2 separate regions of the Homo sapiens genome follow, and region 2 is linked to region 1. Evidence: chromatin contacts called from ENCODE Hi-C data. All regions are on one chromosome and are shown on one strand. Each heading gives the region's core, a stretch centred on a gene start or an enhancer-like site at or near the end of the contact. The rest is flanking DNA. Distances are from core to core; before and after follow the strand shown.

Region 1 (6,094 bases), core at 887-3,386:
GTACTGTCCTTGGTGCTGACTATTCAGTGGTGAACAAGATAATATCCAAATGTCTCTGTTATCACGGACCTTGGATTGGACAGAGGAATATACGATAACTGTGTAAAGAAGTTAAAAAGTGAATAAGATAAGTTCAGGTAGTGATGTAAAAATCCCACCACCTAGAACACCACCTGGCACCTACGTGCTTAGTAAATACTTGACGAACACAAAAGACCTAGAAAGATATAAAATAAGGTCAGGAGAGGGAGCATCACTGATGCGGCCTGGGCATGGGGAAGGGGGTGACTGGAGATTCTGTGGTCTGGAAAGGCTTCTTTGAGGAGATGAGGTGAGGGGTGTCCTTCTGGATGGATTTCTGTTCTGGTCTATGGATTTGCTCTGATCAAACTAAGTTCAGTGATAAACAAGACAGAAATGTGCTCAACAGTAGGAGAAAGAGAAGGAATGAATGGCAAAGAAATAAGTCAGACATTTCACATAGCAAGAGATCAGAGGCTACGGCCAGAGTTAAAAATCCAAATATCACAATAAGTAATGAGAGATGAGAGGCTGCCTATTAAAACTGCTGTTTCTGACTCCCTGTGGAGAAATATCAACACTTTCTCTCCTCCTGCCCCTCTTCTTCCTTTCTGTTTCTCTCAGGCTACACTGACATAGAATGTATAGCAGTTAATTGAAATTATTTGATTTTTGTTTTAAACAGAGGTTGCTTGTTAAAATAAGCCACAAGAGGGATTTTGGTTAAGTTATTGATCTCAAACATAAATGTTTTCCTTGTAGATAACAGCACTTCCCTGGCTATAGAAACCTTTTAGCTGCCTCACCCACTGTGAAATATTTTTTTTTAAAGAACAATCATAGTCACCCCTTACAATTACTAAGTACTTTTACTCCCAAAACATCTTTACACCAATGACGTCATTTCTTTTCACACTTCCCATATAAGGCAGGAACAAAGATAATATTTTTTTTCTTTTTTCTTTTTTCAAGACAAGGTTTTGCTCTGTCGCCCAGGTTGGAGTGCAGTGGTACAGTCATGGCTCACTGCAGCCTCCCAACTCCTGGTCTTAAGTGATCCTCCTGCCTCAGCCTCCTGAGTAGCTGGGACCACAGGTGTGTGCCATCACACCCGGTAGAGACTAGGTCTCCCTGTGTTGCCCAAGCTAGTCTTAAACTCCTGGGCTCCAGAGATCCTCCTGCCTCAGCCTCCCAAAGTGCTGGGATTACAGGCGTGAGTCATGGCACCCGGCCCTAGTTAGTATTATTCATATATAAGAGATGGAGAAACCAAGACTGAGGGAGGAAAAGTGCATGCCAAGGGCTCAGAGAGTCCACGGAGGAGCTGGAGCCAGGGGCCAGAGGCACTGACTCCCTTCAGATGCAGGCCGCTCCCTCACCCCCACCCCACCATTTACCCCCTCGCCCCACTTACTGATCCAAGCACACATTGCGACTCCCGCATGGCTCCGCAGCACCCGAAGAACCCCACGGCCATCATCAGGGCCCCGGCTCCAACCAGAACATACAGCCCTGTGGGGAAGAGGTCAGAGGAGACCACTGAGAGCCAACCGAGTGCCTCCACGACCAACTAGGCTTAAGACTCTGGGCACTGCAGAGCATTCTAATAGTACCAAAAGGAGGTGCTATTCTTACTGCCATGTTTGACACGGAGGAACTGGGCCCCAAAAGGTAAAGCGATTTGCTTAAGGTCATAGAGCTGGTGTTTGGCAGAGCCGGGAGAAAAATAGCCATGAGCCTCAAAAGCCTGCCCAACACTCCGACTCTGTCTTGCATCTCTAGTGATGGAGGCAGCCATCATTCAGGTGGGGATTTCACTTACTGCTTAGGCAAGCCCCACGTACAGTTCTTACAGAGAAAGAAAAGGACAGAAATGCTCTGGTTCTGAGAGAACTAAAGCCAAGCCTTTTTGTATTTCCTTCTCTGATCCTGAGATAAGTTAGAATACAATATGGGACTTGGCACTTGTCTTACTTGGAATCATGTTAATGGTCTCTATTTCATTTTTTGCATTTTACTCATATGAGTCACCTGGAAACCACTCCCATTAATAGGGAGGGTGGGGGCTGGTGCCCCGCCTCTGTGGGGAACCCCTGGGCCTGGCATTCAGGGTGCTTCCTGGGGCGCCTCTGGGTTGCTGATGGTGGTTTGCGGGCAGATCTGGCAGTTTACAGACCTAGTAGGAGCCACAGGCGAGGCTGCTCTGCTTCCTGCCCCACCCGGACCTGGCCTCAGCGTTCTTTTCAGGGCCCTGAGGCCTTGCTGCTCTGCAGTCCTGAGGTGGGTATTTATTTCCTGCTGTTCTAGCTCTACCACCTCCTCCCTTTCCCTTTTCTCTAAAAGAATAATTTCATGAGGGAATGGATGTGGTAATGTGAGAAATGATATCATATTAAAAATAATAGTGTTGTTGGCCCCACTACCTCAACACTTTATTGTTTTAAAAATGTCTTTCACCAAAGGTCTAATATCCAGAATCTGTAAGGAACTTAAACAAATCAACAAGCAAAAGGCAAATAACTCCATTAAAAAGTGGGCAAAAGACATAAACAGACAATTCTCCAAAGAAGACATGCAAGCGAGCAACAAACATGAAATAATGCTCGTCATCTCTAATCATCAGAGAAATGCAAATCAAAACCACAATGAGATACCATCTCATACCAGTCAGAATGGCTTTTGTTAAAAAGTCAAAAATAACAGATGTTGGCAAGGCTGGGAGTAAAGGGGACACTTTATACAATGTTGCGAATGTAAATCAGTACAGCCACTGCAGAAGGCAGTTTGGAGATGACTCAAACAACTGAGTTGAACTACCACTCGACCCGGCAATCCCATTGCTGGGTAAATACCTAAAGGAAAATAAGTCATTCTGTCAAAAGGGTACATGTTCACTGCAGCACTATTCACAACGGCAAAGGTATGGAATCAACCCAGGTGCCCATCAATGGTAGATAGGATAAAGAAAATGTGGTACATATACACCATGGAATACTATGCAGCCATAAAAAAGAACAAAATCATGCCCTTTGCAGCAACATGAATGCAGCTGGAGGCCATTATCCTAAGCAAACTATCACAGGAACAGAACATCAAATACCGCATGTTCTCACTTATAAGTAGGAGCTAAATATTGGGTACACATGGACATAAAGATGGGAATGATAGATACTGGGGACTACTAGAGGGGCACAGGTGTTGAAAAACTAACTATTGGATACTATATTCATTACCTCAGTGACAGGTTCAGTCATACCCCCAATCTCGGCATCACTCAATGTACCTTTGTAACAAACCTGCCCATGTACCCCCTGATTCTAAAATGAAAGTTGAAAAAGAAAAAAAAAAGTCATTCACTGTGTTGCAATGTTTTCAAAGCTCTCACTTCCATCATCTTATTGGCTTCTCAAAACAACGTGGTTAGGTAAGCAAGGACTATTATTTCTGTTTTACAAATGGAGGTCTGAGAGTCAAGATGGCTGTAGGCAGGATGCCCTGGCCTGCAGCCCCAATTCCCATCCCACACTTCTATTTGACCACCCCACAGAAGCGAGCTGAATGCAGGGCGGCAGCAACAACACCATATTCAGTTCCTTCATGGAATGTCTCCTGGTGGACCCCCTTGCTGCAGAACATGCCCATTGCCTCTCATTGCTACTGCCACAATTGCTACATGATGCCGTTTGCAGATCTATCATGAAGTCACAGCCTACAGAACAGTTTCCCCCAAAATCTTTATCCATCCTATGCTCCAGCCACCTGGGAATTCACCATGATCTGGCTGTGTCCTGCTCTTTTCCATTTTGTGCTTTTGCAGGTTCTCATATTAGTCTCTCATTATAGATTTCAAGTTGACAAACCTTATTCATCCTCTCTAGAACATGCCCTGCACAAGGCAGAATTCTTAGTCAGTGTGCATTGGATTAGTAGATAAGACAGAGAAAATCAAATCAGTTCCAGGCTTGCTGGCTGTCATCACCCATCTTTGCTTAGAGATATATGCTGGAAACAGGTCTCAGCAAACATCCACAAAGCAACTACATAGCTGTGCTCTCCAAAGCCAAGCACATGAGGATGGTTGCTTCGCACCCCGAGACACCCTGGAATATGTGAAAGAGGGAGGCTCGTGAGGAGGCAGGAGGCTCACTGGACAGGGGCACAGAGGTTTGAGGAGGCCAGAGTTGTTCCCCACTGTAAATGAAACTGTCTGCTCCCTCAGGCAACAATCCTTATCCTTCTGAAATAATGAGCTTTTCAGGAAAGTGTGCTTTTTTGAACAATATTTCATTCTTAGGCTATCAGAATCCCAGAGCTCACGGCAAAAACAACCTGAAGCTGCCCTAGCAGCTTCAACTTTGAGGCCACTTCTCAGCCAGCCTCTGTTTTGTATGTGTGGGCCCGTGACTCAGCCCAGCTCCAAATGAACATTGCTTGCTGAAGCTGAAGGGAAAAGCAGAAGAAATTCTACAAGAGGAAAGGTTCCCTGGGCGTGCCGGATCCAGTTCCAAATCTGGCTCTAATACTCCGCATGCCATAAGGCCACCTGTGGCTTCCAAGGATACTTTATCCTTCTTATGGTCTGACCCTCAAAAAATAGCTGCTGAATGTAATAATTAATTTACAGCCACATTTTAAATTCCAAGATGGTTACTGTAGAGCCTTCTCCTTCCCACAGGAGCAGGTGTGACAAACATACGACCTACTTCCCAAAGCCCTCATGCTTTCCGAGTCCTATTGCCTTTGATTTGAAAAATAGAAAACATTTTGAAATTACATTTTCATCATGAATAGCTGGCCTTTGGGATGCCAGTGATCTCTGTGACATGCTACCACAAGTACTTTCCCTGGGACACCTTCATTTTTAAAAATTTAAAAAGTATTTAAAATTATTTATTAATATCTTACTGATACATAATAGTTGTACACATTTTGGGGGTACATATGCTATTTCAATGCATGTATACAATGTGTAAGGATCAAATCAGTGTCACTGAGATATCCATCACCTCAAACATTTATCTTTGTGTTGGGAAGTTACAATTCTTCTCACCTAGCTACTTTGAAATATATAAAAATTATTGCTAAATATAATTTTCCTACTGTTCTATAGAATACAAGAATTTCTTCCTTCTATTTAACTGTATTTTTGTACCCATTAAGCAGCTTCTCTTTATCTCCCCAACCCCCTACACTCTGCGGCCTCCAGTAACCATCAGTCTACCCTCGGCCTCCATGAGATCCACTTATTCAGTTCCCACATGAGTGAGATCATGTGATATCTGCTCTTCCTGTGCTTGGCTTGTTTCACTTAACACAATGGCCTCTAGTTCCATCCATGCTGCTACAAATGACAGGATTTCTTTCTTTTTATGGCTGAGTAATATTCCATTGTGTATATGTACCACATTTTCTTCATCCATCCATCTGCTGATGGACACTTAGGTTGACTCCATATGTTGGCTATTATGAAAAGTGCTGCAATAAACATGGGAGTGCAGATGTCTCTTTGATTTACTGATTTCCTTTCTTTTGGATATATACCCAGCAGTGGGAATGCTGGATGATAGCTCTATATTTATTTTTTGAGGAACTGCCATACTGTTCTCCATAGTGGCTGTACTACTTTATATTCCCACCAATAGTGTACGAGGCTTCCCCTTTCTCCAGATCCTTGCCAGCATTTGCTATTCTTTCTCCCTTTGATAATAGTCATTCTAGCTGGGGTAAGATATGGAACATGTTCCCAGGCAATTCCATCACTCTTTTCTTAGGTTTCAGAGTCTTCTTTTAAGCTAGAAACATCATTTTAGTTAACATAAAAATGAGAGAGAACCTCCTAACGGCCTACTGGGATAAACTCACTTAAAAATGTGGTTCCCCCCTTTTAGGGACTGGACGTGGTCATCAATTTTAATGGCTTTCTAGCAGCAGATGGTTTTACATAATCTGCTAATGACCATTTTTTTATTTGAAATTTTTTTATGTCCCTACATTTATGTCCCTTCAGTATCCCCTGAATGCATATAATAATGCAAATATCTAGAATATTGAATGCAACTTAGTTTTTGGGAAG
Region 2 (6,061 bases), core at 2,082-4,581, 390 kb before region 1:
GCTGGGATTACAGGCATGAGCCACCACGCCTGGCCCTAAATCTTAACTTTTTACTTACCTAAGTCTGTAATGTTATCTTATATCTTGTACTTCAAAGTATTAAAAGTACCTTTAACACCATATTTTTTAGTGAAACATTCTGCCAAACTGAACTAATTACTCATTTCATTGTTCCAAATGAAGGGAAGTGAAATACCACATTACCTAGCAATTTTAGTGATCCTAATGCAATCAGCAAGGAAGCTTTGCAATTTTATTTTTTCATCTTATTTCCAGGCACCATCTCCTTTAGCCAAACCACCCATTTCTACACACCCTGGCCTTCAGTACAATGGACTACAACACATTCCTCAAACATACCATATACTTGCACACTTATCCCTGGTTTTCATTCATATCTCCTGTTTCCTGACCCAATTTCAGCAAACTCCTATTCATCCTTCAAAGCCAAATTTAATATCTTCTCTCTAATCGTCCTCCCTACCACACGCAGAATGATTTTTCCTCATCAGTGGTTAAATTCTATCTATACTTCTTTCTTTTTCTTGCAACTCTTCAAACGTACCTAAATCTATACTTCTTTACAGCTCTTATCATGCTGAAATTGTAGAGCCTTATTTACATGTTGGGTTATAAGCTTCTTAAAGACAGGGAAGCATTTTCTCTTCTTGAATCTAATACTTAATTTACAGTCTGAGAACAGATATTTTTAACTTCTTAATGAAAGAAGTTATGAGGTGCTTTTTAATGAAAAATAAGCACCTCATATTGTTAAGATAATGCCATAACTGTTGTTACTGAGGGACTGAGAGCTTAGAATCATCCCCATGTCATTCACTGGCAACAATAACAAAAAAAGGGTTCCCACAGATAAACTATAATTACATCGTTTTAATTGCAATAAAACTGGTATTGCAATACCAGTTTATTTTTTCCTCTTTCTTTCCTTCTTTTTGAAATAGTTTTTTATAGACCTCTTTTTAAAATACCTATTAGATGTCATTTGTATCTCACTCACAGAATTTGAAACTCAGTATAGCGCAAAGGTTACAATCAGGTCCTTGGAGAATGACTGATTTGAATCCTACTTTTGCTATCTAGGTTGTCTAATCATGGGCAAGTTACTCAACCTCTCTATGCCTCTTAATGAGATAATCATAATAACATCCCTCATGGTGCTGTTGTGAGGATTAAGTAAGCTAATACATGTAAAGAATTTAGAATACTGCCTGGCACAGACTAGGTACCAATGAATGATAGCTGATGTTGTTATTGTTACCATCCGCTTTAAAAACAGCTTTTGTTTTTTCAGTACTTATTTTAGCCCACTTGGTAGAATGGAATCTCCTAGATGACAGGAATTACATACTGCTCTTACATAAATATAATCTTGTGCCTATTGTGTAGTAGGCCCTCAAAAAACAATGTGAATGTAAGGTTTCAGACCTCCAAGATCAAGAAATTGTAAATCACAGAAAAATTTATACATGGAGTACGTTTAAAACTCATGTTTTAAAGTAGCTTCAAAAGACCCATCCTCCACTGAATTGCTGAAACATGTTTAAGTAAAACTTCTAAAGCAACACACACAAAAATTACATTCACTAGTAACTTTCCCTCTACTACTTCATTTAATTTGATCTTGGTATCCAGTGGTCTAAAATTCTTGCCTATAACTTAAGACTCACTACAGACCATTTAAAAGTAATATAATTTCCAGCTTTAGAAAACTGCTTATTGTCATTAAGAAAAATAAATATTCTTCCTTTATTGCTGCATTTAAAAAACGTACTGCCACATTCAACACACACACACACACACACACACACACACACACCCCAACTAATGAAAGACCAAGACACATAATTACTACATTTCCTGGTTTCTGCCTGGCAAACTCAGAACAGGCCTACAAGTATCCCCAGCAAAAGCCTACAGGTTACAAAACTGCCATTTTCTTTTTTATTTCCCATCTCCCCGCTAAAATCCCTCGCACACATATCCATAGTAAAGAACAAAAACGTCTATAATAAAGGCTGTATGAAAAAATATGGCTATATATTAACAATATTTTGGAAGATTTAAATCTTCCTATAAGCAGCCCGTCAATTCACAAAAACAAATTAAAGTCTTGATTTGGAACAATATTCCCAGCTTACTTTAGCAGGTATCTTAAACTACAACTATTTAGCTAAGACAAAGAAGTAGATTATTTGATTGCTACAGACTTCGCGGTAAATGATTCAGCAACAGTGTATAGATAACACCACTGTGCTATTCTAGAAAATTTCATCAATCATTTAAAAATAGGACACACTCAAACAATGGGGGTCACTTTGTGGGAAAAGTTTAAACAACTTATTTACACAGTAAGCAAGGATCTATCACTTTATCTAAAACACTGCAGAAGAATCACTAGCTTTAGGGTAAACGTTTGTAAAGTGCCTACTATGTACCAGGCAAGTAGTAGTTGCTTCACAGAATATACACGCTCCACACGCACGTTCAAATATCTGACATTTGTAGAATACTGTCACTCATCTGATTTGACCCTGAGAATACCCATAGGCATGAACTTGCCAGTTTCACAGTTACGGAAAGAGAGGCCCAGGAAGTTAATTTGGCCGAGGTATCACATCTGGTTCCGCGGGTTCTGGCCCTAGACTTGAGCCTTTTGACTCATAATCTAATCATCAGCTGCTATACAGCTCTAGTTACTCAAAAGCTCTTAGGTGTTCCACTGTCAGACTTTTAAATTAAAATTCTACTTGACAACTTTCGGTATTGTGCGTATTAGATGCTGTTAAGAATCAAAACACCAAAAAAAGCAAAATATTGTTTGGAAGTGCATCGTCCCAGCATGTCGAAGTTCAAGCTCACTGGCTAATTTTGGAGAAAGCCCGCGTTTCCCCAGGCTGCCGGGCGCTCCCTCCCTCTTCCCCAGCAGAGAGCGGCGCCCAGCCTAGGGGTCCCCAAGCCCCTGAGGTAGCGAGGAGGTCTTCAGCCAGGCTCCGCCACAACCCGTGCGGCCACGAGAGGACGTCCCAAAGCTGGGCCCAACAACCGGTTGCTCCTCCGGACGGAGGAGGTGCCGAGACAGCGGGGCGCGGAGACACCACCTCCGCCAGCTCGGCTCGCACCGTCCGAGGACTACGCCGCGGCGCCACAGCCCCGCACCCGACGCCCAGAAGGGTGATGCCGACAGCCCCGAGAGTCCGAAGCCCCTGCGGCTTAAAACCCCGCGCCGAATCACCCCGACTCTTACCTGTCTGTACCTCAACGTTGTCTCCTGTGGCCAAGCTAGTCTCCCGGGTATCACTCGGGTCCGCTCCGTCCCGCCCCCGCAGGCCCTGCCGAAGGCCCCGTCCCGGCTGCAGCCCCACCCCCTAGCCCCGCCCTCCCTGGCAAGGCTCAGTTCTTATTGGCTCCTATTCCCACCCCTCACGCTATGCCCGCCTCCGACACCGCCCCGGCCGGCGGTGAGGGGAACCACCACGCCTCAAGTCCGCTGTATGGCCAGAACCTTGCCAGGACCTCGGTCACTGCAGTTCCAGCAGGCGGGCGACCAGTGTCACCGTCGTCCGGCCAAGCCCTCGAGCCAGAGCTCCATCGCCTTCGCCTGCCGTCGCATCGGCCCCACGGAGACGGCCCTATGCTTCATGTGAAGGTTTACTCTTCACAACTACTCAACAAGATAAAGCCTGGCTTAATCAGGGAATCCAAGCACTGTTTCCTAGGCTGACCTCAGTGAGCAAACAATTGCACTACGGTGCCAACTTGAAACGTCAAGAGAAGCAAATAACTCTCGCGGCACCTCAGGCTTGGAATCTCAGAACGGGGGTGCCTTGATACTCCCAGTGCGTGAGGTCAGCCCCCACGCCCTGTTGAGACACACATGCCTAAGCGCTCCGCCTGCAACACGCTCTTGCTTAGGTATGTGCGTGGTGTTGTGCCTACTGCAAGCTGTAACCCAGTTTCACCGAGGCTGCGGGACAAGGATCAGTTGAGCCTGTTTCCCAGGCACTCGCTAACCACCCCACCCCGCCTCGCCCCGCCCCACCCCACCCCACCCCACCCAGCCAGAGCCTCTTGGGTCTGGTGACCAAACTCTTCCTACATTTGTTCACACAGAGGTACCAAAATAGAAGACTACCAGAAAGAGAGGTGTTTAGTTACGTATCACGGATGACTGTCACAAGCAAACTTAACCCAAACAATAAAGGTAGCATATCCCAAACCGTTGTGAAACTATCACCTGTAGACAGTAAAACAGAAATTACATTCTATGATGGGGGAAAAAAAAGTAATGACATACTTAAAAAAAATCATGTCCCAATGAGGAAATAAATGTGGATATTGTTTGTAGTAAATTTTGCACACTGATCATTATGGGCTTCCCCCACCAAAAAAAAAAAAATTCTTATATAATGTGTCTATCTATTTATTTATTGAGACAGGGTCTCTTTGTGTCACTCACACTGGAGTGCGGTGGCCCAATCATAGCTCACTTGAAGTCTCAACTTCCTAGGCTCAAAGAATCGTCCCACCTCGGCCTCCCAAGCAGCTAGTATTATAAGCATGCACCACCACCCCCGGCTAATATTTTTATTTTTATTTTTTTGTAGAGACAGGGTCTCGCTATGTTGCCCAGGCTGGTCTCCAACTCCCGAGCTCAAGCAGTCCTCCTGCCTCAGCCTCCCAAAGTGCTGGGATTACAGACATGAGCCACTGCACCCAGCCCAGAAATGTATTTTTTGACCCCTGCATTCAGGAAGATTATTTGGCAAAATAAGGCAGGTTGAATTCCAAGTATCACGTATGAAACCAAATTTATAGATTAATAAATGAATTCACATGTATGTATTCTACTGCCCTCTCATGGGTAAGATGGAGATATACATAATGGTAGTTAATGCCCTTTGAAGTCTGAGAATACAGTGTTTAATGTAGCAATTTGTACTATTTTGATGATGAGGAGGCCAAGGTAAAATAAAATCTGGTTCTTTAAAGGGTTCACAAATACTCAACAAACAAAACTTCAACTTCAGAAATCAGGAAGAGATTCTTACACCAGAGCTAGTACAAACATGCCATCAGGGTTACACCTATGCTTATGGCTGCATGTGTAGAATATAGAAACGTGCAGAAATTTGCTTTCAATTTTTTTTCCATTTGAAAGTTCAGGCTGGGCACAGTGGCTCACGCCTGTAATCCCAGTACTTTGGGAGGCCAAGGCACATGGATCGCTTGAGCATAGGAGTTTGAGACCAGCTGGGGTGACATGGTGAAACCGCGTCTCTACAAAAGGTTCAAAAAAGTAGCTGGGTGTGGTGGCATGTGCCTGTAGTCCTGGCTACTCGGAAGTCTGAGGTAAGAGGATCACCTGAGCCTGGGAGGCCGAGGCCGCGGTGAACTGTGATTACACCACTGCACTGCACTCCAGCCTGGGTGACAGAGCAAGACCCTGTCTCAAAAAAAAGAAAAAAGTTCATTACTTTTGAAGACATTTCACAAAATTCTATTTTTTACTTGTAGCCACACTATAACTTCATGCTGAGGACAACTAGAGGATAGGAATGAAATCTTATTCTGTATACCTTTGGTGTTTAGAATAGTACCTGATAATTTAGCTATTTGATCAATAATTGTTTATTGAATAAGTTGAATGAAATGTCAGCCCAGCCACTAGATGCCAACACAGTTGTATGTGTGGAAGTATCATCTGCCCATTTGGAATTTCACCTGACCTTAAGTAATAGGCATGCTTCTTAAAAGTTATATGTACATTTTACTTTGGTAAGCAAAATCATTTAAAATGTACCAGTTTAGCTCACTATAATCTTATTGTCAATTACATCCTTAAAGCTAAGAATCCTTTTGTAAGATAAATTCTCCCTCAATATAATAACTCATAAATACTGATTTTCTATATTGAGGTACGCCCTCTGGTTTTGTCTAAAAAAGCCACTATTCACTTATACCTTGTCAAAGAACTTTTTAGTGGTTCTAAGTGCCTTAAGCAAATTTCATGCTATAAACCAGAAGCCTATCTCCCAAAAAG

What was found. A loop is a pair of places that touch in the nucleus more often than their neighbours do. Pooled maps may share reads with other maps.
Region 2: a map of endothelial cell of umbilical vein shows a loop between it and region 1 (3-fold over the local background). The contact joins the promoter of DENND2C here to the enhancer-like site in region 1. A Hi-C loop is called at or near these places in 2 of 168 maps with a recorded cell type or tissue (CD8-positive, alpha-beta T cell and endothelial cell of umbilical vein), 1 of 37 single-sample maps with no recorded cell type and 10 of 50 pooled maps.

The regions. Positions count from the first base shown.
Region 1 is chr1:115,060,700-115,066,793 of GRCh38, forward strand. TSPAN2 (tetraspanin 2) reads right to left here. Exons shown (of 8, transcript NM_005725.6): 3 at 1,436-1,533. Among named protein-coding and RNA genes, the nearest start is that of TSPAN2, 26 kb to the right of the region's middle. RefSeq lists an enhancer at 1,633-2,156. Within about 2 kb of position 2,137, at least 24 of the 41 ENCODE cell types and tissues checked have a DNase peak (open chromatin) inside an H3K27ac peak, as active enhancers do; they include CD8-positive, alpha-beta T cell and endothelial cell of umbilical vein, where a contact is called at or near this core.
Region 2 is chr1:114,666,718-114,672,778 of GRCh38, forward strand. DENND2C (DENN domain containing 2C) reads right to left here and starts at 3,332. Exons shown (of 21, transcript NM_001256404.2): 1 at 3,266-3,332. LOC124904354 (a long non-coding RNA gene) reads left to right here and starts at 3,694. Exons shown (of 2, transcript XR_007066465.1): 1 at 3,694-3,933; 2 at 4,132-4,237. RefSeq lists a silencer at 3,336-3,425 and an enhancer at 3,546-3,705.